Regions from separate parts of the Mus musculus genome. Here region 2 is linked to region 1. The links are chromatin loops, found by intact Hi-C in ENCODE. Cell type or tissue: heart. All regions are shown on one strand. Links, peaks and the distances in the headings refer to the core of each region. The heading gives the core; the rest is flanking DNA.

Evidence for each region. Hi-C counts contacts between places; a loop is a spot of excess contacts. Peaks named below come from ENCODE experiments on the same cell type or tissue, not always from the same donor. Only the 100,000 strongest peaks of a DNase experiment are listed, where the experiment ranks them.
Region 2: it touches region 1 in a loop (2.0-fold over the local background); 3 of 42 quality-filtered maps call a loop at or near these places.

The regions. Positions count from the first base shown.
Region 1 is chr13:94,934,626-94,951,383 of GRCm38, reverse strand. No RefSeq gene overlaps it. Among named protein-coding and RNA genes, the nearest start is that of Wdr41, 33 kb to the left of the region's middle. In heart, for the core only: a CTCF peak has its summit at 9,938 (motif pointing right); no DNase peak of the experiment used is centred there; H3K27me3 peaks cover 1,697 bases.
Region 2 is chr13:94,705,233-94,717,962 of GRCm38, reverse strand. No RefSeq gene overlaps it. Among named protein-coding and RNA genes, the nearest start is that of Gm32351, 8.7 kb to the right of the region's middle. In heart, for the core only: a CTCF peak has its summit at 7,972; no DNase peak of the experiment used is centred there; H3K4me3 peaks cover 1,671 bases; H3K27me3 peaks cover 5,993 bases.

The DNA of each region.
Region 1 (16,758 bases), core at 5,266-13,265:
CTCTGGTCTACACACACACACACACACACACACACACACACACACACACCATACACACACACACACACACACACACACACACACACAGACACACACACACACACACACACACACACACACAGACACACACACACACACACACACACACACACACAGACACACAGACACACACACACACACACACACACAGACACACACACACACACACACACACACACACACACACACACACACACAGATACACACACACACACACACACACACACACACACACACAGACACACACACACACACACACACACACACACACAGACACACAGACACACACACACACACACACACACAGACACACACACACACACACACACACACACACACACACACACACACACAGATACACACACACACACACACACACACACACACACATACACACACACACACACACACACACACACACACACACACACACACACACACACACACACACACACACACACACACACACGTACACACACACAGACACACACACACACACACACACACACAGATACACACACACACACACACACACACAGATACACACACACAACACACACACACACACACACACACACACACACAGACACACACACACACACACACACACAGATACACACACACACACACACACACACACACACACAGACACACACACACACACACACACACACACAGACACACACACACACACACACACACACACACACAGATACATATGATGTAAGGTATTATATGGCATATAGATAGAGATACATGGATGGATAGATGATAGATAGATAGATAGATAGATAGATAGATAGATAGATAGATAGATGATAGATAGATAGATAGATAGATAGATAGACAGACAGATGATAGACAGATAGATAGATAGATAGATAGATAGATAGATAGATAGATAGAGACAGACAGACAGACAGACAGACAGACAGATAGATAGATAGGTAGATAGATAGATAGATAGATGATAGATACGTGCATACATAAATTTGTAAACACACACAAATGACAACCCTATGAGAAGACTGATCAAAGCAAGCAGGTAGAAATCATGAACATGAAACATTAAAATATAAAAACATACTACATATTTTTGAGTGAAAGTTATAAACAATTTTATGAATACAAAATTGAAATTTCCAGTAAAGTGGACTTCATAGAAAATGCAATTTACCAAAATCATATCAGAAGTTTTAAAAAGATAAATACTTTGTTAACTATTACAAGAAAGTGAAATCCATGCCTTCACAGGTCAACTGCACCAGTCAAGTAAGTCCCATCAATCTCATATAATCTTCCAGAAATTGGAAAAATAAGGGTGATTTTCTATTACTTTTGTCAGACTAAAATTAGCCTAATATAAAAGGCTGGCAAGGACATTTTGAGAAAGAAAAATTACTAGCAACAATTCATGAATATAATAGAAATCCAAAGCAAGATATATGTGTCAGCAAACAAAATGCAGCAACACAGAGAGAGGACGCCGCCCCGTAAGCAAGGCATACTTATTACAGAAATGCAATGCTGGAGTAGCATACAGAAACTGATCAACACATTTCAGAGCATCCGTGCAGAGAGAAAACGCATGCTTGCTTGCAACAGTTAATCTTTCTTGTCGACTTGGCTGGAGACACACCTCTGGGCAAGCCTGTGAGGCTGTTTGTAAAGAGGTTAAACTTGAGAGAGAGAAGACCCTCTTGTGTGCACTGAGACTCCGTGGCCCAGGGTCTTAAACTGGATAAAAAGAGACACCGTGGAAAGTGAGCTGAGTACCACTGTCCCCCTCTCTGCTTTCTGGCCACAGTCACAGAGTGACCAGCTGCTGCTTTCCCTGACCATAGGACTGTCCCCTCAAACTGTCACTCAAAATAACCCTTTAATCCCAGCATTTGAGAGGCAGAGGCAGGTGGATCTCTGTGCCCTTAAGGCCATCCTGGTCTACAGAGTGAGTTCCAGGACAGCCAAAGCTACTTAGTGAGACCCCGTCTTAAAGAAAACCAAAAACGAAAAGAAAAGAAATGTGGACTGTAATAGAAAATGTAAACAGCCTAAATAAATGTCTGCAGTATCTTTACTATAATATACATATTTTTGAAACCCAAGTCCCTATCAGCATTAGAATGTGTAAGTGACTTTTAGTATATTATATGGCGATTTTACAGAAGGATATATACAATAGCAAAAACAAGGTAACTATAAGCCGTCCAGGGCCTGACACATGCTCCACATCTTTATCCTGTAACTGACTGGGATGTACGCTCGTGTGCTTTTAAGTGTATTGATAGTTCACGTTTTTTAAATGTCCTTGAAATTCATATGTGTTAACAAGAGTATGAGGACTAAACTCCCTATGCATTGCCTGTAGATGTACAATTACCATGACAAAGAGCTAAGAATTGGTGGCCTTCAGGAGGCAGGCTCCTCTCCACCAGACATACCACTGCAGGCTACCTACCCTCGAGAACCGCCCCTCCAGGCATAAAGTGGCTCTTTGCAACATTTACCTTCCTCTCTGCTTGGGTGGTGTGCGGAGTCAACTTTAGATATTCCTTAGTAGAGGAACTGACAGGTAAAATTTGATGGATAGATATTAAATGATAAGCAGCAGTCAGAAACAACAGCCAAAAGTGCAGGCGGCAGCATGATTGACGCTTTAAATATTGTTGAGCAGAGAAGGCAATAAACTTACATCAGTAGCCTTCATGAAATACATATTTAAAGCAAAACACATATACAAATATATAATTTTTAGGTGTTCGTACTTCCTATACACATACATTTATACATACGTGCACCGAATGCTTTAGAGAGTAGGAGATTCGAACTGGAATAAGGCCAAGGTTGGAGGGATATAAAAGATAAAGAAGGTTCGGGGGATGAATGGGGATGGTGGCATGCCATGTATGGAAGAACAGAACTGAAAGCCAACTCTTGAGGAGCCCAAGAAGACACAAAAAGCAAAGCAAGTCGTTCACGCCACCATGAATAAGCTACAGAGCCCCCGTGTCCTTACAGGGACGTCTCCATATGTTAGAATCCTATCAGATTTGTTTCATGGGGCTCCCTGTGCAGTGGCTGCTTCCCTATGTCATACCTCTGCTCTTCAAAATGTTAGTGAATTAATGTCAGCAAGCTTGGATCTTCCTTTGCAAGACCTACAGAATCCCATGGGACTGTGAACTCCCACTTTGGAATTAAGGGATGTAAGCACTTATATGGGTTTACTAGACACTGAACCTAGGGCTTTATGCACACTGCACAAGTGTTCTGCCAGGAACTTATTTGCTCGCACCCTGATTTTTCTCTTTTTCTTGAGGCAGGGTCTCACTAAGTTGTGGAGGCTGGCCTTGATCTCACACTCTAGCCCATATAAGATGCCATCTTGTAGTTCTTCTACCTCAGGCCTCTATGTAGCTGAGATTACAGGCCTGTTCCACCAGGCCAGCCCATGTGCATTATGTTACAAAGCATCCCTCATGGGGGCTGGAGAGATGGCTCAGGGGTTAAGAGCATTGGCCACCCTTGCAGAAGACAGAGTTCCATTCCCAGCACCCTCTCAGCGGCTCACAGCTGCCTCTGTTCCAGGGGATCTGAGGCTCTCTTCTGAACACCACAGGGACCAAGCACACACAGTGAAAAACACAAGGCAGAACATTCACACAATAAAAATAAAATAAAGAATTTTTTAAAAACATACTCATAGTTATTGTATGAATATTAACCTACAGAATCCAAAATGAGATTTTTGGTGAAATTTAAATAATTCTAGTTGAGTCTAAAAGTTCTATATTAAGAACACAAGCTTAAGTAGGGTCTTTTAAAACTCAATATTTGCTTTAAAGGTTAAATACAGTATCTTTTTTTTTTTTTTGCTTGTTTAAGAAGCCATCATATAAACTAATATAATATCATCAGTGCATAGAATCTTTAAATTTACACAGGTCTTATGTAAAAAATATAATCAAAATATAGAACTTTAGATAAAATTCTAGAACACATTTGCATTTACTCAATTATACATGTGGAGGAAATGGTATATGGAAAAAATAAATAAAAGGAAAGGCAACCAAGCTAAAACTACAAATACTAGGTTTGGATAAAACACCAATACAACTACAATTTAACTGTTTATGGAAATCTAACATGGGGAAGGCATAGTCAAAGAGATGACCAATACAAGACACAGATCTGTCGTTAGGGACCAGAGCCCAAAAGCAACAATGGCTATGGTACTGTTTTATCATCTTTGTTCCTCACATGAAAGAGTGCTTTCTATTTATAAAGTGTGTGCTGTTTTAGGCTCAAAATAAATCTGCAGACTGGGTAAATTATAAAGAAAAGAGATTTATTTTGATTCTGAGTTCTGGTTGAAGAGACAGAAGTCATTGTCTGGTGATAGCCTTCTTGGCTGCTGTTGGCAGAGCCCAGAGAGGCACAAATATTCATAAGAACTTCCAACTCCCTTGTTAAAATGTGGACTTGCATTAATCCAGTCTAGGGTTCATGTTGGACAAGAAGATGAAACTTGGCAATTTATCCAAAATGAAGCAGACAAAGGGACAAAGAAGAAATGTAAAAGAAATGTTAAGAGACATGGAGCAGTCTGGGAAACCAGGTAAAATCAGATGACAGACTGGGAGACAATGTGACAAAGAACAGTTGGTAGAAATGGTGGCTATGGACTTTTCAGAATTGCTGATAGCTATCCATGGACTTATGGAGTCCAGCACGTTTCCATGTGGCACATGTAGTCCTGTATGTACCACGGTAATGATGCTCAACATTGCTGGCCAGTAAGAAACCTGAAATTAAAACCAGAATGAGATATCACTGTATATTTATCAAAATGACTAAATAATAATGTACAAGGGTTGGAGAGATGGAGGAGAGAATCAACTCCAGCAAGATGTCCCGACCTCTATAGGTGTCTGCGCCCCCTGCCCCATGTGTGAATGGGTGTGTGTACATGACATGTGTGCACACCCACAAACATATACATGGAAGGGGGGTAAAATAAATAAGTGTAAAAATAATAATAGCACACTAATACTGGCAAAAGATCAGAGAAGCTAACTTATTCATATTTTACTAGTGACAGGAATTTAAAATGGCAGGCAGTCACAAAATAGTTTTGACAGTTATGAAACTCTGTATAGGCTAACCAAAATTTAAAAAAAAAAAGGAAATTACTTTTACACAAAAACTTAAACATAACTGTGTAAGTAACTTTATTTGTAATTGAGAAAAAGCTGGCACCAACAGGCAATTAAGGAAATTATGATTTGTACATTATGGGATACTGCTAAGCAATTAAAATGAGCAGACTATTGACAGCTACACAATTTGAATTAGTCTCAGAAGTACACTGACTAGGTGTTTGAGGTGGTGGACAACCTCAAAGGTAGCAGACGGTCAGGCACCATTTGTACAAAGTGTTTGGAATGGCAGTCTCTGTGAATGGAGGAAGGATTAGTGGCCGATGGCAGAGAACACTACCCAGATGGCAGAGAACCCTGCACAGGGTGGTTGCTCTGACCCAGATGTGCGTGTCTGCCCCAGATTCTTCAGCGGAAGCCCAATCACAATCCCTGTGGTACTAGGACGTGGGTGATGCAGTAAGGAACTCTTACTGGTAGGAAGTCTGCACCAGGCACGAAGTCGGCAATGCCCTGACACTGGACTTGCTAGCTCAAGAATTGTCAGAAATACATCCCTGGAGTCTGTTCGTATTCAGTGTTTTAAATAGACAGTTTATCTTTTAGTGGTCAGGTATGCAGCAGAAAGAAAGATTTGTTGTTTTATCTTTGGTGTCTTTTCATTGAGGAGTTTAGCCCGTGAATATTCAGTTATTGTTGAGAGATGTGTATTAATTCCTGAATTTGTGTGGTGTTCTGGGGTTTCTTAGTCTTCGCTTGCCTAACAAATGTCTTACAATAATTTTTTAAATCAATTTTGGATATGTTTACCATTGTCTTTTATTCACATGTCCCCAGCATTCTCGGTAGAACCAGCTCACTGGACATGTGCTGCCTTTGTCACAGCTAGTTCTGTCCCCTCCATTCTGACAGTTTTGTTGGGTAAGGTAGTCTGGGTTAGTAACTGTGATCCTTTAGAATTTGAAAAACATCCTTCCATGTCCTTTTGACCTTTATCAAGTTCTTTGAAAACTCAGCTGTGGCTTGGCAACGCCTGCCTTTATATGACTTGTTCCTTTTCCTCCTTGGTATGTTCTTTTCTTTGTTTTTGTTGTTTGGTTGGTTGGTTGGTTTTTGTTTTGTTTTGTTTTGTTTTGTTTTGTTTTGTGAGATGAGGTCTCTCTGTATGGCCATGACTGTCCTGGAACTCACTATGCAGACAGACCAGGCTGGCCTCAAACTCACAGAGATCTGCCCATGTCTGCCTCCTGAGGGCTGGCACTAAAGGTTCTTGCTATGCCTGGAGCCCAGTCACTGTTACTGCACTCTCTCTTTCTGCCTTGACCTATAACGAGACACGGAGAGTCAGTCTCTTTTGTGTTCCTTTCCAGTTGGTCTTCAGTATGACTCGTGAATAGGTCTTCTTAGATTTGGGGGATTTTCTTCTATGATTTGATTTAAAATATTTTCTGTTCCTTGGCCTGAAAGTTATACTCCTTCTATGACCATAATTTATAAATTTGGTATTTTTACAGTGTCCCACAGACCTAATATATTCCATTCATACATTGTTCTTTTTAATTTGCCATTGACTTTAACTGAATGACCCAAATCCTCTGCCTTAGGCTCACGCCCTTCCTTCTGCCATTCTATGGGGAGGCTGTGTACTGATGCTCTTCCTAAACTGTTGTTCCCAGGTCATTTCAGCTGTGTTCTCGTCAGTGTTCCCCACTCTATGCTTGGCTCTATTTTCATATCACGAATGGACTTGTCTCCTTCCCCTGTTTGCTGTTTTCTTTGGGGGGGGGGCGGAATTTATTCAGAGTATGACCTGTGTCCTCTCTGAATTCACTGGTACATTTAAGTCTCCCTTGAGATCCGTTAACATATTTATACCATTCTTTTGCATCCCTTAGAATTTCATCCAAGTCACTGTCATTGGCGGCCTTTGCTATGGAACTAGTAATTTTTGAAAGACGTTTTTCTCAGCTTTTCATGTTACTAGAGTTTGTCCCTGGAGTTAGTTTGCTGGATGAGACGTTCTGGTACATATGAGTTAAGTGGTCATTTGTTTTTAGCTTGTGATACACCTTCTGCTTCTCAGATCTTGGCTCAATTTAGTGTGGCTCAAACTTCAGTACCAGAAGCACTGAGTGTCAGTCCATGGATGGGATACCTGAAGACCTCGGCTCAGTTGTGGGGCATGGGTTTAGCCTCATAAACCACTGTGCACTGTGATGGGCGTCGTTCCAAGAGCAGTGCTTTTATGTGTCTTTAGTTTGTAAGGTACTGTGCGAGTCAGGACGCACGAGGAGCATTGCGCATGCGCCGCAGGTGCATGTTGGTTATGTGTCCTCTTGCTTCTCCAGTAAGAGCACATGCATGGTAATAGCCGTGTGTTCTACAAGTAGGAGAAAGGGTTCATCTGGATTCACCAGCAGGGCTACACACAAGCTTGGAGGAAGTCCAAGGTCTCAAGACCTCTAACATGCCTGGCCCAGTGATCCAGTCTAGCGTCTGAAGTGTGCTCCCAGGAGGTTGGAGAGTCAGGGAGTTCTGGTCTCTCTGGTCTCAGGTGGGCATGGGAAAGCAGAAGTGTACTGTGGGAGCCAGGGAGCCTGGGGCTTGTAACCAGCCTGTGTGTGAGGTGTGGTCTTCGAAGAGCAGTAGCTGTGTGGAAGAAGATCACAAGCAGAGCTTAAAATTTTTCCATTATTAAGCATTCTGAGGTGTAATTAATAAATCTGCTCCACAGAGAAATAAGTTTATTTTTTAATAAGGATGACCTATGGAATGACTCTACTACTTATATTCTTGAAATAATTTATTTCACCAATTTTCTAGCACATTCCAAGCTTAGATTGCTTGGTAGCCCCAAGGCAATAAGTAACTAAGCCAATATGGAAGACAGAGACTACTTAGTACCATATGGCTATTCGATGTTCTCCTTCATCTATGATAGTAAAATCATTGGGAAAAAAAAAAACTTCTGTATTTTTCAAATTGTCTGATGGTAGGGATCACACTTAGTTTTTGAAATTTATCAAAATGGTTTTAATTCTTCTTTGGAGCTATGTATATATAGTCAGCTGTTGTTACTCTCTCAGCTTAGTCCCCAAGGATAAATAACAGGAGAGCATGGATGGGGTGGCCCTGCAGTATTACGAATAAAGGCAGCAGTGGGATTTGAAGAGCCAACTCTACATAAGGCAGGACTAGTGAGCTTGTAGCATTTGCTAGCTTCGGTGGTGTAAATGCTTCCCCACGGCCAATATGATGGTCCTAGATGTAGAACAGGTAGGAAATGCACAGCAGCACACCAGTGTAGTGTATCTGTGCTCTACGGCTGCAAAAGACAGATGCAAAGAGCCGCAAGAACATCAAGCCCACTAAATGGGATACAGTAACTAGACAGTGATACTTTTATTTGCTTATTACTTTTGTTTCATTGTAATTTATTTAAGTGTGAGTTCATAGGTTTTTGTTGTTAGTAACTACTGTGCTAACAATAAGCTAGCAAGACTCCTGCTATTTCACTCAAGGGTACCACTTGGCGTTTTTAGGAAACGTACAGAAGCCAGGACCACGATATGTAGGCAACAGATCCCGTATTTCACTATGAGTATATATGTATTCCTACATACTCATGCACTGGATATGGGGAAGAACTCCAAAAGCTTTCCTTGTGGCTATTGCTTAATAAACGATATGCTACACAATTCAATGACATACTAAATTAATTGTTTTGCAGATAACAAACTTAATTTAAATTAATCCAGGCAGATCAGAGGGGATAATGCACCACATTATTCTGGGTTCCTAAAATGTCATCTAGCAGACCTGAAAGAACTCCATCACTCCCGGGCTGTGTAGCCCATGGATGAGACACAAGGTTAGACAGAGAAGAGGGGGAGAAGGGAGACTCCCAAAGGATTCCTTCCACAATTAATTATGTAAATCACAAGTAAATTAGACACTAAAAATTTAAGATTGATTGAAAGCCTTGCTCAAATTGGTTTAACTGTGATTCATAAACCAATCACGCAAATTCATATGTTAGGTTGTGTAAAAAAATTAGAAAGATGTAGAATGGAATAAGATTACCTTAATTTAAATGTGAAAGACATGGTTGCTGAAGTATGAGTCTCTTAGACTGTTAGCAGTAGTCCATCAGATGTTAACAAAATCTGATATGCAACAGTTTTACATATCCCCTTGTGGGAGAAAGATCAACTTGTGATCTGCTTTATAAATCAGCCACAGTGTTAGAGTTAGGCTACTGTAGCTAAATGGCTTTTAGATATGCTTCCTGTTTTAAGCTACCATATTTACAAATGAAAGCTTTTTCAAACCACGGCTTTTAATATAATTTGCATATTTAGTAATACATTGATTAAAATTAAACACGGATTCTTGCAATTTATTTCAGAAACAGATGGGCTGCATTAAGCGAAAAGCCAGAGCCTTTAAATAGAACAGACCCACTAGCTGACTGCTGGTAATGATGAACACAAAAACTTTGTAAATTGGGAAGGGGGAAAATGCCCACTGAGCTTATTCCAAAGCTTTTCTAACTAGTGATTCCATAAAATTAGTAATCAAGTTAATTTAAAATGAATAATGTATATTAAAGGTGTGCATTGCCTTAATGAAAGTGAATTTCTTAGGAAAAAACCGGAATGCTCCCAAGGAACTTTGTGTTCTCCTAGTGTGCAGGCTGAGTCCCCCAGTTTTCCTAATTGAGAGCTTGACAGAGGTTGCCAGCAGGTGGCGTTCTTCTATTGCATACATCTCTGCTGAACTATGGCTTTACACTGTCAGGAAATACGCCACAAATTTACTCAATGGTGGAAATATCCAGTCTCAAGATCTACTTCTCAAATGACCTGTTTTTAAAGTAGCCTTCACTTCTCTGAACAGATCAGACTGCAAAGAGGGTTTCAAGTGTAGTCGTCTGCCTCTGCTGTTTTGCTGAGCAGCATTTACAAAAGGGTTATTTTAGTATAAAAATACATAAATCCCTTATCTTAGACCTTTCAGCAAAGTTAGAAAGACTAAGCTTTTGCCTCATTCCCTCTAACAGTGTGCTATAATTCAGTCAGATCATATTACTGTGCTAGTTCAGTTATGAAAACGCAACTTTGTAGGTTTCATTCTCTGAAGCATTTTCCGAGTTACAGTAGAAAAGTCTGGCACGGTGCTTTGAGTTATCCAACACTTCCCACTTATAGGCAATCAATTCTCAGAGTGAGATCAAGGAAAATCTATGAAGTCGAGGATGTATTACTTAAATCTGAGAGCTACTCCTCCTTGATTATTTCCTGAGTTGAAAGTGAAAGAGAATTAAAGCTATAACATTTTTTTAATAAAAAGGTTCATGTTCCTCAAAAAACCTTTCACTGTACAGTAACAAAATCTTACTAAAGGGTAGACTCAGATGACCAAAGATGAGAATGCATCTCCTACTTAATACGAAGGTAAGCAGAAACTATGAGAGTAAGCAGAAAGAGTTTAAGAACGAAGTGTTTATTTCATGAAAAATCAACGACACAGTTTTGAAGACAGGACACCAAATAAAACTACTTTTATGGAGAGCCAATGATTTCTAAAACCACACGTGAAGAAAAGAACAACAGAAACCTGTTTTACCACAGCCATCACTACCGCAGCACCACACTGTGGAGGTTTTTATTTTGTTGCATTTTTTGGTTTTTAAATATGAAAAATCACCTCCAGCTTTTCCAAAGTTTGATTAAAAAGTCAAAAGTGCTTAAAAGGCCATCCCCCTGGTGTCACTCGCTCTAACAGGAGGTGTTTGTCACCTATTGTGAGTTGTGAAAATCCCCCTGTATCCAATGTGTTTTGTCTGGATTGAGATGGCACGCAGTTGATGGCTGTGACCTTCATGGTGGCTTAGATCCCTGGCTGGCACTGATTTTTGATTTAGTGCCGATCTGCTGCGCTTGTCACAGGCTGCAAGGTGCTTTCCATGCACTAATGGAACAGCTCAAGGGCAGAGGGCCCTGTAAATGTCTATCTCTCGCCAGCCACAGGCTAAATAGAGAGGTGAGTTTTCTACATGTGAATGACAGACTCTGAGATTACACACAGACGGTAATGCCGAGTTTTCAAACCCGTGCAGACTTGGCAAAAATAACAAGTATCCCAAAGTGCATGCTCTAGGGCTATCTGTCTTCTAATGAATATGTATCTACACTGTTAAAATGGAATATTTAACACAAATACTGATAATATATCTTCATTTGGTGGCAGGGAACTAACCATCAGTTGATGTGTCCTTTGGTTCAATTGCAGTTGTTAATAAATTCTGTTACTTAATGGTGTCTTCAACAGAAAATTGCCTATGTCCAAACTTTTTCCTTCTAAGGAAATGCAAAATGATATGATAATTGGTATAGAAAAATAAATTTTAAGACAAAATATTACCAGATGGCTGGTGGTTCGTCTTTGCCAGGAATCTTGGCCACTGAAGGATATTCTGCATACACAGTAAAGAAAACAACACAGGTGAGCTCTGCCTTCTACATTCAGCTGAGCTTAGTCAGAAGCAAGCCACACCAACAGGGTAGCCAACCTAGAATGAGAACATTGATGTAAGCAAATCGTATGCATCCCATAAGGCTCCGCCAAATGCCAGCTCCTCCAAAAGCAATCCCTATCTTCTGAGAACTACTTTTTCTCTGAACCTCTAAGCGTTAGGCTAACACACCACTTAGCACTATTGCTACAGCCTTCTCATGTTAATGACAGAATCACCGGAAATGCCGATAGTTTTAAATTTTCCTCAATCTGCAGATTGCTACCAAGTTGTGGTCATTCATTCATTCATTCAACACGTTCTGAGAATACAAAGTGTGTCAGGCACAGGCGATGGTGCTAAAGATGAAATGGATGTATTTGCTCTCGAGGAGCTTACAGCCCATTGTGGAAAATAAGATAAAGCATGTCCATGAGATACGTTATGCATTTCATACAAGTGTTTGAAATGACTCCACAGGAAACTGCTTCTAAGTGCATTCCAGCCATCTTTTATTAATATAATTTTGTCATTTGCATACCGCTCGGGACACGAACTGTACTTTCAAGATGGACCAGCAGTCTGCCAGAGAATATCCCAAGCCCTTGCAGAAACATGGAATGCTCTCTTGGATGGGGAAATAAAGTCATTTAAAATGCTATTTTTACATGAATTGAATCACCATATAGTATGACACAAACATATAGAATTTATATGTACATATAAATTTTTAAACTGTTTACAAATAAGGAAAACCACTATTTGTACATTAAAATGGAATAAGGAATGGAATGCAAAATTTAAATGAAATTTTTAATATAAAAAAATCTCAACAAATATTACTTTCAGCCAACCACCTTTTGTCTATCTGAGTGAGAAATCCTTATTTCCTGCCAGCCTTGATTGTACACTTGAAACTTTTAACAGGCTTCAGAAAGTGTACATGCATTTGGAATAAAGAAGTCCCACTGGCCCTCTTCCTAATTATGCACCTCTGTGTGAGTTATTTAACCAAGGAAGACCTGAGTCTTCTCATCTACACAATATGCATGATAATACCTCTCTTCAGGGCAGCTCTAAAGGCGAAGAGGGCGGCTCTGTGTAAAGGGTAAAGACTGCCTACTTATCTAGCAACTTCCCTCATCCCGGTGGAAAGGGACCTGTCAGTTGCTTATGTCACCAATGTGCACGTTGTCACTGAGACTGCTTGCATGTAAACCACCGACTGAAATAATTCAATCATCCCCCTGCCCCACAGTGATTTCACTTTCTGTGTGTGGAAGAGACTGGTTAAACCCTCATGGACTCCACTGAGATGTGCGCATGACTTGTCACTGCCTCTACTCAAGCATCCCGCATCCCAAGCGGCCTACCTTCCTTGTGCCTCAAATCTCCTAGCAGCTCATTAGATAAGTATCATATGAGATCCCACGCTATTTTGTGCGGGTGACAGGGTCACGGTAGCCCAAGCTAGTTGTAACTCATGGCAGACCTTCTGTCTCCACCTCTCATGTACTGGGATTCCAGGTGTGAGCCTCCACACCAGGCTGCAGGTTCCTCTTCTTCCAGCTTTCCCTTTAGCAAACCTAGACATTGGAATAACCTCAGCCACCGCTCCTATGCTGGAGGCACTCGCAGTGCCTGAGGGAGCCTTGCAGGCTGCACCACCCTGGTCACCCTGGCTAACTGAATCAGAGACTTGATGCTCAAGCTCTCTGTGATGTTCTCTTGAACAAACACACTCAGAATCCATTTGCACTGACCCCAGGTCTCTAGGTACCCATCAGGATGGGTTTAGATGTTCTCAGAATAGCAGCCCTGCCTTGGTGTGTCAACACTACTGTCCTCTAATGACGGGCTCAAGCTGACAGTCTGGCAGCTGCCTCAGGTCCTCCTTTCCTGCTTCCCTTCTTTCTCTCCTGTCAGAATTTAAGCTAACACCATAATTGTCTACTACGATTTAAGCTTTTCTGTTTTGATTTAAACTAGTACTGTGCTTTTTTAAAAAATTATCCTTCCATAAACTTTTCCCTAGATTGTAAATGCCATGAAGGAAAGAACTACAAATTTTACAAAATATTTACCTCAGAATATGTCAAAACACTCTATATGTCAACAGACTATCATGATACCACTGAATTCTTACTGCATCCTAGGCATTGTATTAGGTCATTTAGTTCTCTTAATAACCCTGTAGCAATTTTTAATAAATTCCCCACCCCCCTCTCCCTCTCTCTCCCTCATCCCAACCACAAATTCTCTCCCTTTTCCTCACTTCCCCTTCTGCCCTCCAATCGACTCTTCTTCTGTTTCTCTTCAGAAATGGATATCAACCAACCGTGGCGTATCAAGTTGCAGTAAGACTAGGTACCGTCCCTTGCATTGAGACCCAGATAGAATTTTTAATTTTTTTTTAATCTTGAGACTGTAATTGCTTCATTTCCTCTTCACTTCCCTCCCTCCAAATCCTCTCCTAGACTCTTCCTTGATCTCTTTCAAATTTGTGGCCTCATTTTTATTAATTACTGCTACATACATCTATGCATGCTTACATATTCCTAAATATGTAAACATAATCTTCTCAGAATTCTCAACAGAGAAATCTTTAATGGCCAAGAAACACTTAAAGAAATGTTCCACATCATTAATCATTAGAGAAATGCAAATCAAAATGACTCAGAAGTTCTACCTTATATCTATCAGAATGTCTAAGATCAAAAACTCAAGTTACAACTCATATTGGCAAGGATATGGAGCAGGGGAACACTTCTCCATGGCTTTTGGGAGTGAAAACTTGTACAACCATTTTGGAAATCAATTTGGTCGTTTTTTTCAGAAAATTGGGAATCGATCTACCTCAAGAACCAGCTATACCACTCCTGGACATATATCCAAAAGATGTTCAGCCGTACCACAAAAACACTTGCTCAACTATGTGCTTAGCAGATTTATTCATAATAGCCAATAAGTGGAAACAACCTAGATGCCCCTCAACTGAAGAATGGATAAAGAAATTTTCATTTAGACAATGGAGTATTTCTCAGCCATTAAAAATAATGACATGAAATTTGCAGGCAAATGGATGGAACTAGAAAATATCATCCTAAGCAAGGTAACTCAGACCCAAAAAGACAAACATGGTATGTGCTCATTTATAAGTGAATATTAGTCATAAAGTACAGGATAACGTACAACAAACCACAGACCCAAAGAAGCTAAGTAACAAGGAGGGCCCAAGGAGAGATGCCTGAAAGGGAAATAGATTAAGCATTGGGGTGGATGGAGGGAGGGGACTGGGGAGGGGAGGGGAGGGGAGGGGAGGGAGAGACAACTGTATCTAGTGGGAAGCATCTCTGGAATGAGCTAGAAACTTAGGACAAGGGAAAGAGTGACCCTATCTAAGACCCCTAGCAATGGGGGATATGGAGCCTGAACCAGTCATATCCTGTAACCAGGCAAGACTTTCAGTGTAGGGACTGAAGCACCAACCCATCCACAAAACCCTAGACCCACAATTTGTCCTGGCTACAAGATGAGCAGGAGTAGAAGGAGGAGAAGAATTTGAATGAAAGGCCAAATAATGACTGTCCCACCTTGAGATCCATGCCAAGAAAGGGAGCCCCGTGACACTGCTGACATTCTGCTATTATTGCAGACAAGAACCTAGCATAAGTGTCATCAGAAAGGCTTTACCCAGCAACTGATGGACACTGATGCAGAGACCCACAGACAAACATTAAGTGGAGCTTGGGGAAATCCTGAGGAAGTGGGGGACAAAGGATTGAAGAAGCCAGGTGGGTCAAGGACACCACAAGAAAACCTACTAACCTGGGCTTATAGAGACTGAACTGCCAACCAGAGAGCATGCATGGGACAGACATAGGCCCTGTGCACAGATGAACCAGTTGTGCAGCTGGGTCTTCGTGTGGGACCCCTAAAGTTGAAGCAGGGGCTGTCTCTGACTACATTGCATGCCTTTGGATTCCTTTCCACTCACTGGGCTGCTTCATCTAGCCTCAATAGAAGTCCTACTGCCACATGTTGTACCAAGGCTGGTTGATATCTGTGGGAGGCCTCCTCTTTTCTGAGGAAAAGGGGAGAAGTGGAGAATGGGGGTAAGGGGAACGGAGGGGGGAAAGAACTAGAAGGAGAGGAGGGAGGGTAAGCTTCAACTGGGATAAAAAGTAAATAGATAATCTTAATAAAAATAAAAACATGCCTTCCTAACTAAATGAGCTGCTAGGTCTATATAATGTTACTTGCATGTATTTATTTTCTGGAATGACCACTTGGGGTTAGATGGCTAATTAGTGTGCTCTTCCCTGGGAAAGACTTCTCCTGCTAAAGTCTTAGTATTCCAGGGTTGCTTGTAACTCTTTGTGTAGGGTTGAAGCCTCGTGAGCGTCTGTCCTCCCAACCTCTGTCCACTTGGGCTCGTCTACTGTTGTTCTTGTTTAGCTTATGTTTCAGCAGTCATGTTGGTGAGGGCTAGTGAAGTCATGTATCTTGGAGAAGAACCACCAACCTCCATTTTACTAAACCAGCATACTTCTTAACTACATTCTAAATATGTGACCTTATACCCACAGATAAGTGTAGTCCACACCCCTCATCAAGGTAACTTCTCTTTGCAACAGAGACCATTACAGAAAGCCACAACCTATCAAAATGCAGAGTTGTGAAGCCAGTTTCAACAAATACATCTACAGGACACCTAAGCACCTACCAGCACCTAAGGCTCAGGAACACTGCAGAAGGGAGCAGAAAGATGGAAAGAGCCAGAGGATCAGGGAGTTTGCTGTAAGATACACCTGAGGATCATCAAAAGCTATGCCCATAAAGTCTCACCAACATGGCTGCCTATGAAAGTGTGACAGGAAGCTCGCTTTCCAAATGGGGAAACAAAGAGGAAAATGTGAAATAACTAAGCACAGGTCACAAGAAGAAGAGCTAGAGTTCCAACCTGAGCAGTATCTCCAAAGCTTATGCTGTTAACCAGCATGCTACAGGATCATAGAACATGGGTATTGAAAGGAGTTTAGT
Region 2 (12,730 bases), core at 4,478-12,477, 230 kb after region 1:
GTGTAACTGAGGCGGTAGCAACATGGAAATTCTGAACACAATCACCAAACATAAACTCAACAAGTGTGTGACGAGTCTGAGGCTCTTCCAGCAGTGTGGGCTCATGCCGTACCACATGACCTCACAAAAGCCTGGGTCCCGAGCACAAGGCAGAGAACTCTCACACTTCACACAATGCGTGTCACACACCACAGACAAGCACTACCTGAAACGCCGCGCCTCTGATTCAAGCTATCTTTCATATGTTAGGAACCGCAGTGCTTTACTGTATAATACATACAAAGTTTTCTGCCTTTCTAGAAAGATAATAATTTAATTGTAGAAAATCAAGTCTTCGAATATTATCCTACTGTCATTCCTCAGCATGGATCAAATTAGGATATCTTTGGCTTGCACCGTATTAGAATTGATTTTATTTTATTTTTACTTAAAATTTTTAAGACTGTGTGTGTGTGTGTGTGTGTGTGTGTGTGAAGGTCAGAGGACAACTCTGGGGAGTCAGCTCTTTGCTTCCACCGTGTGGCTCCCAGGGATTGAACTCAGGCCCTCGGTATTGGCAGCGAGCACCTTTACCAGCTACCACTGGTAGCATTGATTTTTAAAATTACTGTTTGAATTGTTGACAGGTTTCAAAAAAGAAATTGTCAGCTGGGCGTGGTGGCGCATGCCTTTAATCCCAGCACTTGGGAGGCAGAGGCAGGCGGATTTCTGAGTTTGAGGCCAGCCTGGTCTACAAAGTGAGTTCAAGGACAGCCAGGGCTATAGAGAAACCCTGTCTTGAAAAACCAAAAAACAAAAAAACAAAAAAGAAATTGTCAAATTTGGCTTAGGGAACAGTTTTGAGTAATGTCTAAAATGGCCTTAAATATACTTCTGCCATCTTGGGTAACTAAGCATTTTATTATTATATTTTTACTTATTTGCATATATATGTGTGTAGGAGCATATGTGACCTGGCATGAATATGGAGGCCAGAGGACAACTTGTGGGAAACAATTCTTTCCTTCTACCCTGTGAGTCCCAAGAATTAAAATCAGGCCATTAGGCCATCAGGCTCAGCAGCAATTGTCTTTACCTGCTGAGCCTTCTCGCCAACCCTGCATTATACACTTAGGTCAGATGCTGTTCTCAGCCTTGACAATGGATCACAAAATCAGAGTGTCAGTAAATTCTGGGGACAGTTGTAATGCTACATCTTGTGGTATAAAACAGTCACGCAATTTAATTCTTTATGAAAAAATATTTAGCACATTTATCTCACTAGCAAGCAAATTTCCTTTCATTTTTATTAAATGGTAAAATTACACACACATCAAAAATGTTTTAAAATAAATTTGTTGATGATTTACTGTAAGTAAATGTTTGATTTGTCTATTTTTAAAATGCCTGATGTCATATAAAACTTTCTCAGGTGACAAGGGTTTGCAAGTGGAAACAGTTTAGGAACTAACGGGGTGAAATGTGGTGTGGATCTTAGGAAGCTAAAAACCTCACCAACAGAATCGGAGCCTCAATTTGAAACTGGAGTAACAGATGAAGAAGGTGGTGCTAAGGGAAGAGGCTCCAGCCGCCTCCAGCCAATTCACCAGACATCAAATCTGTTTCTTTCACTGGCTGTGAAGTGACTTGATTGTGCTTTCCTAGAGACATCTGGGACACTTGACTCTTCTCCCTGCTGCTGGGGACAGGAATAGAGAGAAGGCAGGGTCTGCGGAGAAAGTATTTCTAAACATGGTAAACATGACATTTTCTGTGAATATGTTACTCCTTTGTTTATTCTTAAAATATATACAAGTGTTCAAACTCAGACTATACTTTTCAAAAAGAGCTTACAAAGTCCATATGCTCTCTTCTCAGTAGTTACTGTGAGGTATTAATTTATAGTGAATCTATCATAATTAAAAGTCCACTCTAGAGCTGGGAGAGGTACTGGCTGGGTAAACTTGAGGCTCTGAGTCCAGAGACCCGGTTAAGAGACAGGCAGTGCTGGGGCATATATATTGACATATATATGCACACACACATATGCATGCACAAATAAATAACATTTAAAAATCCATATGGTTCTTATCTCCGAAATATACCAGCTTGAGCATTTTAAGAAAGAATTGTTTAGAGTTCTGTTTAGTTCTGAGACAAGAAATTAGTTTTTCTTTCTAAAGAAATCTCAAATGTGGGGTGGGTTATAGCTCTGTGGTTGAGTGCTTGCCTACTAAGCATATAGGACCTTGGGTTCAATTCCAGTAACACACATACACACTCACTCTCTCTCTCTCTCTCTCTCTCTCTCTCTCTCTCTCTCTCTCTCTCTCTCACACACACACACACACACACACACACACACACATACAGAGAGGCATATATACACACAGGAACACACATATGAAGGCACACACATTCACATAGGCACTTGTGTGTGTGGGCACACACACACACACACACACACACACACACACACACACACGTTTCAGGCCCCTCTGCCGAGGCTTAAAGGATGAGGTCTCCATCTGAAGGCCATAGTGACCTGATGGATCAGGTTAGCTTGGATGCTATGATATGCTCCTTTTGCAGGAATCTCAGTTCTTGTGATCAATTTGCCAGGGTTAAAAAAAGAAAATGACTGTGAATTTGAGATTTCTTTTTAGCCAAGAATTTAAAATGTTGGCAATAACGCAGACAGTGGTCACCTGCATGTGAAATGGATATGGTGAAGTGACCAGAAGGAAGAACCCTGTGTGGATGGATGCACACAATGGTGCTCAGGAGAGAAAGATCGGCACACAGGAGTTCTGCCTGGCTTTTGAAGGGATTTAAGAAAATGAGAAATTGAGAAAATTTAACTCAGCCACTGCTTTTGTTGAGTAGTTTGGGGTGGGAGACACTTTAGCTCTGTCAAAATGTCCCGGAATAAACAAAGACTCTGGGCCTATCTCTGAAGAAGAGATTTTTTTAGCTTGGGCTTTTGGTGGATCTACAAACCGGTATGTGTATCTACAAAACTGTATGTATAATTTCTCTGAGTGTGCACATGTGAGTTTTTCTGACCAGCAGGTCTGTGACTTTCATCCCATCTCAATGGACTCCATGATCCTACAGACAAGGCCCTACTTGCTACTCCTGGGTACACTAGAGAATCAAAATAACTGGGTTTGGAGAAATAATAATTAGGGTGGGGTATTCTGCAGCCATTGTCAGGGAGTTGGTTACGAAAACATCTTGCTTTGGGTAGAAAAATTGATCATGGCGAATGAGGACATAAGCAAACACATAGGACATTGTACACTAGGTAGCTATGTCACCTGCCCTGAGATGGAGTGACCAACATGATGGATTATGGGTAGCCAACATGATCATCAGACAAACCCCAGAAAGACCAACTGAGGCAGATCTTCCAGTCAAGAACAAGGAGAACCAATTGTATTTCAAGTCTAGCCTCATCTTCCTCTCAGGAGGTGTCATGGAGAATGGAACCAAGCCCTGTCACGTGCAACTGTCTTCTGACACCAGGCTAGTCCTTCCTGTGTGCACCCCATTAAGATGAACCACCTCACAGAAGCAAGCTTCTCCCTACAAAGCCATGGCATACAGTGTCGCTGTTCACTTCAGCAGACTCTGGTGGAACAGTCATTACTATTATTCCCAGCTCCTGGGATAAGAAGATGAAAAAGACATTCTTAATCCTGAAGCATTCAGGTGTCCGAGGAAGCAGATAGCACAGCAAAGGGGAACAGAAGAGTCCCCACCCAGAAGGGCATGTTTGGAGAGAATGGTTATAGATCAAAGTCAAAAGCAATAGGAAGACTGGGGAGTCTAAGGAAACTTGAAGCTTAATGTCTTGGAAGGAAGAAATCTCTCTCTCTCTCTCTCTCTCTCTCTCTCTCTCTCTCTCTCTCTCTCTCTCTCAATGCTAAAAATGACAATCCCTCTAGCTACGTTGTAAATACGGACTGCCGTAGCTGAGAGTTTTTAGAAATGCGGACACACCCATCCCTGTAATAGGTGCACCTACGTGTGCAGACATATAGGTGCACATATATGTGCAAACGTCCGTCACTGTATCCTTAGCAGTAATTTCCATGTCATTTAAGGACCTGCACTTTCTCCTGTGTGAATTTTTCTGTCCTGTAAAGGAAATGAGTTCACTCAACTACACACTATCAGGCAGGCAGGTAATCAATCAGTGATCACACATATCAGTTCCAGCTGAGTTCCTGTCTATTGCTGAGATGGTTACAATAACCTCTAACTGTACCATGTCAGTAGAAAGGGCCTCTTAGGCGTCAGCACACCAAAGGTTCAGGCAAGGAGGATCAACTGTGCCACTGCCAACAGCAGCCTTCTTTTCCTTCCTCTTTTTTTGTAACGTGTCCTTGTCAGTGGTATTTTTTAAACACAGGCTCTATCCTGTACCATATTTTACTGCTAAAAGCATCTTTATTCTCCAGTTTCACTGATAAGAGGCAATTTTTAAAATGTCATGATGGGAAGTAATTTTTCAAGGTTCTCATGACGGGACATAAAATCAGATTTTAAAATATCCAAAATAAGGCCTGGCTCATCGAGATTGGGGCTTTAATTTGTGCTCTCAGACATCCGGGGAAAGCCCTTTCCCCACCAATATTGTTAAGGGGACGAAGGGAATGTTTTCATCTATTACAGACAATGTAACACCCTTATGTGCCCCCTCCCTGCTTTTCCAGCTAGCCTCTCTATCAAGGAATTTGAGCAAAGCTCGCTGGGGGCATCATTCGGTTAAGAAGTCTGCTTTCCAAAATATGGGAGTAGGTGCAAATAGTTTTACTCATGTCCCTGGGGGTCCTTTGTTCTGAGAGTCCCAGGCTATTGTATTATAGAAGGGGATCTCAGAGAACTGTGTTTTCTTCCTTAGGCACAGGGACAGCTACTAGTGACTGTCAGGTCAGCTTAACTACAGGAGGAACGACCCGAGGGAGGTCCTTCTCCTTCCCAGTAAGAAAGGGGAGAACCAACAGTCTGTTTTGATGTGGCTTTGAGAGTAGAAAGTCTCATTATCAAAGCCATGTTATTTGGGGTCGTATGTGTATTGAGGTAAGATTATAGATTTGGAAAATCAGGTACTCCAAATGTTTATCCCAATTTCCCACTCTAGGAAGTAGAAGAGAAGGCAGAACAGAAAGGATAATTCATTCTTCTCAGAAGCTGGGGAAGTCAAATGCCCTTTACTTTCTAAGTCTTACAACAACAACAACAGTGCCTATGTCATGCAGTGGCTGCCTGGTTAGAAGAGGCAACAAGAACATTTTAGCAAGTACCTGACACACTGTATGTTTTTATTTGATGTTTTGAGACAGAGTTTCTATACTCTGGCCTCAAATTCACTATGGCTAGAGGATGACCGGAAACTTCTGTGTGTGCCACCATGTAGCCCCCAACCTGGCAACAACCCAATGGCATAAGGGGCAGCTTAGCAGTCCACTGGTAGATTTGAGAACCAGCTTGCTTTCTTCATGCCTTCTGGAAATCAGCCCCAGGGCTTTGTGCATGGTTGCTCTGCACCTTACCCACTGAGCTGCATCCTCAGTCAACCTCCATACCATGTTCTTAAATAGGATAAGTTTGAGAATATATGCAAGCTCACAACAGCAAGTGAAAAATTAGCTTCTGAGCAGACATTCTAAAGTGTCAAGAGAACACAATTTGTAGAAAATGGCCTTTGGGTTACACAGGAAACGGAGGAGCCCCAGAAGATCATACCAGGAGTGGCTCTGGGGACACTAACGCCTGGTTGTTGGGAGAACTTGCCCAGGATCTTACTTTAGAAATGTGGGCAGAAGATGACATCCTGGCCTAGGGGGATGGTTGTCAGTTTATAGAGAATACAGGTACCAGTACCAGTAATGGGGAAAAAAGCAGAAATATTTAAAAATCTATTAATTTCTCCCATAATTTGGATAACAAGCTGCCAGAAATAAATATATGTGGTAAGTTTGTAAAGGCTCTTAAAAAAAAAAAAAGCCACGTATTTTCAATTGCAAAAGTGCTATATTTCTCAAAGTGTGGCTCATCTTGAGGTAAGATCATCAGTGTCCAGAAGATGTGTGCTGTCCCACCAAAAGGCAAAACCTGGGCCTTTAAGAAACAAGGAAGGCTCATTTTTCTCACAGAGCAGGTTTGTGTGAGGGATAGAACTTTGAGCTTCCTGGCAGTCAATGCAAAAAGGGGAAAAAGATGTGATCAGGTTCAAAGAAGGAAGCAAACCTTCTCCTTGCCTGAGTTTTAATTCTGAAGTGTAATTGTAACAAGGTTCCTCCAAGAAAAAGCCAAAAAAAGGAACCGAGGGCTTTTCATTGAACAGACAGAAGCCTGGTGGCCATTGTAAGCAGTCTCTAATAGGGAACTCTTATGTCAAAGGTGCTCAGCCCCACAGTGAATAAATAAGTAGGGTTTTTGTTTGTTTTTTTGGTGGTTTTTTTTTTTTTTTTTGGTGTAGACAAAGGCACCCACATTCTGCGTGATGTATGACTCCTCAAATCTAGAGAGAAATAAGCAATCTAGTCTCTTCCTGTTTTTATTTTAGTTAGTTTCTTCTTGTTCTGTTTTCGATTTGGAGGCGGGGAAGGGGCGGGTATCTCAAGTAGTTGGAAAGAACAGCCTCTAGAGACCCTGCCCCTGCCCCTGCCCCTGCCCCTGCCCCTGCCCCTGCCCCTGCCCCTGCCCCTGCCCCTGCCCCTGCCCCTGCCCCTGCCCCTGCCCCTGCCCCTGCCCCTGCCCCTGCCCCTGCCCCTGCCCCTGCCCCTGCCCCTGCCCCTGCCCCTGCCCCTGCCCCTGCCCGGGGGATGGCAGTTAGGCCCCAGCCTGCAGTATCTCTAGGTGACCAAAAAACCCTCCAGGACCTATCTACAATTGCTGCCCCTTAGCAGATCCTGGTTGCCTTTGAGGGGTGGGAACAGTTTCTCCGGTGGGGAACCGGTGCTGCTGGCGAAAGGGGGAGGGGGTATGCAGAACACAGGCTGGTAGCGCGGAAGGAGGCGCGGAGTAGCTTTGTCTTTACACCTCAGCCCCAGAGGCGAGGAGGGGCCGCGGGGCTGCACTTTCTGCAGCCTATGCGAGCAGCGTTTTGCCATGGAAATCTAATTTGACAGAATAGGTAAATAAAATCAACTGTCATCAGCTCCCACTTTATTTACGGGACAAGGTCAATGTTTTTTAAGTACCAACCTAAACAGCTTATTGGAAACGGATTGCAGGAGCACTCGATGAAGGGCGGTTCTAGAAGTTTTGATTTTTTTTTTTAAATAGCCAAATCCGATTATTATTTGCAAAAAAGCGTCCTCGGCGAGCCGAAGCCAATGCCTTAGTGAATAGCCCTGGCGGTCTGCACACCCGGCCGGCTGCTCTGGGGACCCAGCGCTCCCAGCGAAGCGGTCCCTTTCCTGCACCGCGCACGGCTGGGTGCGCACCTGGGCCCGCAGCACCCGGCTCGCGCTCGCCCCTACGGCTGCGTTGCTGCCGTCCTTTTGTTCTGTCGCCTCCTCTTTCCCCTTGGTTGTTGATTATTAGTATTTTCCTAGTTTTCCAAACTAATAAGTGCCACTATCAGGCAGTTGGAGGCTCTGGGAGGCTGCAGGCTTTGCCGTTCGGCCCTAATTGATATTGAACGAGCTGCTGGTAGACGGGAACAGGGCCGCTGCTGGATAATTTGCAGTTTAATCAGCGTTTGTAATGAGAGCGGCTGATTAGGGCTGTTGGAAATAAAAGAGAGTTACAAGGAACGTCTGTCAGAGTCCGGTGATAATTCAGGACTAATTGTGGTGATTAGCGCAAACTGGATGACTTTGGGCTTTGCTAATGCAAAGAGAAACGTGCAGACTCCAGCCAGAGACCCCTCGGAGAACAGTGCCCCGGCTGCGAGCAACTTTGCTGAGCCTTTTTCCTGCGCGGTCCCCAGCGACTCCCCCGGCTTCGGGGAGGTGCAGTGGCCGCCACCACGCGGAACTACAGGGCAGTGACCAGGCAACCCCGCCTGGGTCTGCAGCCTGCCCTAACAGGGTCCCACAGCGCCTTCCTCGGCCGGGTTAGGGCTAGGAACACGCCTCTGGTCACCCCCACCCCAACCCCGGGATCCCATCCGTACCCCTACCACCACCCTGACCGAGGCCATTTTGCTGCAGGGAAGCGAATCTTGTCCCCTCCCAGTCCCCGGCTCCTACAGTCATCCATCACCACACCTCCTCACCGGGAACACCCGAAAGGGCAGAGCTTTCTGGGTTCCCTCTCATCCCATCACCGCCTCTTTTCCTTCCCTCTCTCTTAGTTCTCCGGGCCCTCATCAGACAAAAGAAAGGTTCTGGACACCCGGGTTCCCTAAACTGTGGTCTCTGGTGGGTGTCACCCAGCCCGCACCACTCTGGGCAGATGCAGCCCGTTAAGTGAACTGAGAAGAGCAGAACAGGGCTTATAAACTGCCGGAGTTCTCATTATTGAGGAGTTTCATAACTCTTTAATTCATTTTTAATGATGGCAATAAACATGGTAGTCATTTTGGAACAATAGCTAAAAATCATAGGGCCATTACTGTCCATTAAAACACTGTTTACAGTTCAGCGGGGGTTCACGTGCCCTGTAGTCAATCATATTAGCCCAAGGAGAGATTTATAGGTTGGAAGAACGGGTCTCTTTCTATTCTTTATATAACACAACACTTACTGAGCAAATTGTTTTTTTTTTTTCCTAAATTCACTTGGTTTTTTAATCGTGGGAATGGGGATTAAATAAGGAGGTGTTGCTGGCACCTCATTTCTATTTGATCAATAGATCATCAAGTACTGTAAGTGCCTTATTCACTATCAAATTAAATGAAAAATACTTTAACCCGTGTCCCTAGTGTCAGCAGATAAAGCTAATAATATTTTCTGTTATGTTTCCATTTAAGCTCTTAGGGCTCGGGAGAAGCCAGGTCTTGTGCTGTTTTCTCTCTTACACAGACCCACATACCTACATACGCAGGGTGTTGTCCCCAGCGCAAGAGTGTTTATTGTTTCTGGGAACCTGAGCCTTCTAATTCACACCAACCATTTTCCCATCTTACATGGATACACCTTGGAGCTTCAGAAGGAGATGGCAAAGCTTTAGGCCTCAGGAGCCAGAGGAGCTGCCTACTGGGGGGGGGGGGCTTCTATGAGACCGTTTGCCCTTTTGCTTTGATACCAGTTCTTGGTACAATAATAAATCTAAACGATAGGCCCAAAAGGGACGAATCTCTGATTTCCTAGATTTTTTTTCTATCCTAGATTAGATGTTATCTAATATTTTGCACACAGTCCCTCCCTGCCTTTGCAGCAACTAGCTACCACCCCTCCCCCCACTGCAGATTTAGAACTCTGTAACTATATAGCCTGTATTTTATAGAATACAGAATCCAAACGGTGTGTTTAGACATGATACTTCCTTTATATCATTCCATGGATTTCACAAAAATCATTTCCGTCTGTGTATATATTCTGGAAAGGGATTTCTTTTCTTTCAATAGCTGGGGTAACGTTGCAGTGGCCTGTCCAAAAAAAAAAAAAAAAAAAAAAAAACAATCGAACGATACTTGCGAAGTTTAATTGCTAACTTAGCAGCTCGGTCACACCTCCCAACCCATTAGATGATGAAATCTCACCTGGTTAGCGGGTACAGTACTGTGGCCTCAATGGCGAATGCCTGATTATACAGCCAAGCTGCTAATTTACCAAAGCCCCCAGCCAGGGAGGCTTGGACGGCCACCACTCACTGTATTCATGCGGTAGCTAAGAGAAGGAACCGTATTCCCTGAGCCGCTTTCCAGCTACCCGCAGAATGAGAAATGTAAAATTAGTGGAGATGTGTGCATGAAGGGAGCCGAGCAATTAGTAAGGCGCGGGCGCCCGCTGGCCCAGAGGGGGTCGGGGAGGGCGAGTAGGGAAACCAGGGCTCGAGGGCAAAGGGCTTCCTTCTTCGCAGCCAGCTGTCTGCAGGCCAGGTCCGCGGTAAGGTCAGCGTGCACATCTCAGCCCCTGGTGAAGCCGCGCCCGGTTAGGAACAATGCCTCTTACCAACCCTTTGCAAAGCCAGTCTGTGGGCGACTGGATACCCACCCGGGCACACACACACACACACACACACACACACACACACACACACACACACACTCATCTGCTTCTCTCCAGCTTGGCCCTGCAAAATCTCCTTAAGCATCCAGTTGTAGGAAACTCGGCCTGTGGCAGCATCACTACCAACAAGCCTCAAGGACAACCGTGGGTTATAGAAGGAAACCACTCTGCTTAGTGCCCTATTTTATTGTCCTATCTCCCCCAGTCCCCCACTTCCTAGCTTCCAGATAGCCACTCTTCTCGATGGCTGCAGGCTTGGCTTCTGAGTGCAGAGCAGTCTTGCAATCTGGGTCTCCCTCAGCGGGTGGGGATGCGCATAAACTGGATATTTACAACAGGAGTGTGCGCATGCACCTCTCTCTGCGAGGGCAGGTGTCTATGTACAGAGATTCTGTTAGCTGCATTGTGGAATTACATACATTCGTGTAGGCTCTAAAGCCACTTTGCAGCCGATTGTCGCTCTGAGATTGGATGAGCCTGGCTAGGGAGACAGCCTTTCTTCAGGGCTACCTTGACTACCTCTTCCTTTCCCGCTCCAGGTAGCAAACCCAACCCTGTCCCCTTCACATCCATCCTTAAAACCAGCCAAACAGTTCACAAACCCTTATTTATTTGTTTGTCTGTGGTTATCGCCTATGTTATTAATTGCACCGAGGCCTTCCTTGCTCTTTGAGAGAGCAGCGGTATAAATTGGCTCTAATAAATATTAGCCGCTAGATTAGGCGAGGTGAAGTTGGCACCGCGCTCTATTTTCGACCTGTAGCCTCTGCGAAGCCGCCAGTTCTGCGCCAGATTAGCCCCATCCATCCAGTGTCAATGGTTGTCTTGTTGAGAAAATCAGTGAGTAAACAGGGCTGACAGAGAGGGGGCCCAGCTGATTACTCATACAAATAGACTGCAAACTCCTCCCGGAGAAGCTGTTTCCAGAGATGGGTTTCTCGCATTGACAAGGCTGCTTCTCCCAGGATCCTCTGTCCTGCTGTTCCCACTTTGTCCTCCATCAATCACACAATTGTGTCCGGGATGTTTTATAGAGTCACTTAATATCCCTGCCTTCATCTCTATTCACTTAGAGAATCATCTGCCATCAGGGCTAAAGGCTTTCTGCAGGACAGGACTGGCGACACACCCTGGCAACAATAGCTCTGGTGGAAGCCGGACTGGTCGCCCTTTCTGATGCTAATAATACAGCCTGGATGTTCCAGTGCGTGGAGGTGGGGGGGGGGGGAGGCTGGGGGGAGGGCTTCTATTGAAATCCATGCTTGGCCCTTTTGTCCACCGTTTTAAATTATGTCTGGAATAGTCCATGATAGGGGTGTGGAGGCCACAATAAGTTTTCTTCTTAAATATTTTCTTTTCCCCTAAATGGTTTTGCAATCAAGATATTTGGTTCTGATTAAAGTCCTGCCTAAATCCATTTTACCTTCTTTTCCAGGAGGAGAAAGTATTTTTCTTACTCAACGGTATAACATTGTTTTGGTCTTTTTTTCACTTTCTTCTTCTTTTTCTTTCTTTCCTTCTTTTTTTTTTTTTTTTGAACCCTGTCCTCTCCCACCTCCTCAGCCTCCAACTGACATCTTCCATCCACACAGAGCAAGATTAACAGAAATTTAGTTTGGGGCCAACTGCACAGCATCTCTTAAGCATGGGTTTTCCACAACCAGGAGGCCAGCTGGGTACAAAATCACATTTTACGGGGGAATTTTAAAGACAGAAGAAAGAATTACAAGGTATCACTCTTTAAGTGGCTCATCTACAAATTAGATTGCTACACAATTAATCAGAAAGTTAATTAATGAGCAAGTTACTAATTAGGACATTTAAAACCAGTGTGTTTATGGAGCCTTGGTTTAAAAAAAAAAAAAGCTCCATAGTTAATTGGCCCACACACTGATCTCATAACTGTTAGTGGAGGTTAAAATACTACAGATGTACTATTTATTATGTATAAGTTCTAATTATGTCACCACTGTCTTCCATATCCCATAACTGACAGAATTTTACACTTAATTGGGAAGGGTGACATTCAGAAAACATAACCTGACTATATATGAAAACCAGTAGACACAGCTATAATAGTTCTGGGATTTATCTGCACTGAAATCTTTCCCTAGGTAGGAACGCCAGCAAAGGTGTTTAGGTTTGAGCACAGTCTCTAGGAGTTCAAACCTTCCGAAGCCCCTCCACCAACCTGGAGACCCCTAGAAAGTGTGGTTGGCTCTGGACATTTTGCTTAAGGCTGACACGGCATGGGGCAAAATAAGAAAATTGGGTCTCTGGAGGCTTCCTCTTTGTTAAGATAGAACAATGAACCAGCAAACCAAACCTTCGTTTTATAAAACTCACAGGTTTGATGCTACCATTTATATTAAAATGTGGACATCCGCTGTGAATCTCTAGAACATTTGCAAAGGGCAAATACCAAGTTAATTTCATTAAAAAGCAAAAAACCAAGGGCACATCCAGATGAATGAGAGTCCATTTATTGTATTTTCCACCAGGAAGTCCCCAAGGCATTCGCCCTTCTGAGTGGCTCGAAGCCCAGGCCACAGGAAGAGCTTTCTTCCCTTTAGAATGAAGAGGAGTTTAAAGCTGCTTCAGACTGGAGGGGTAGAACT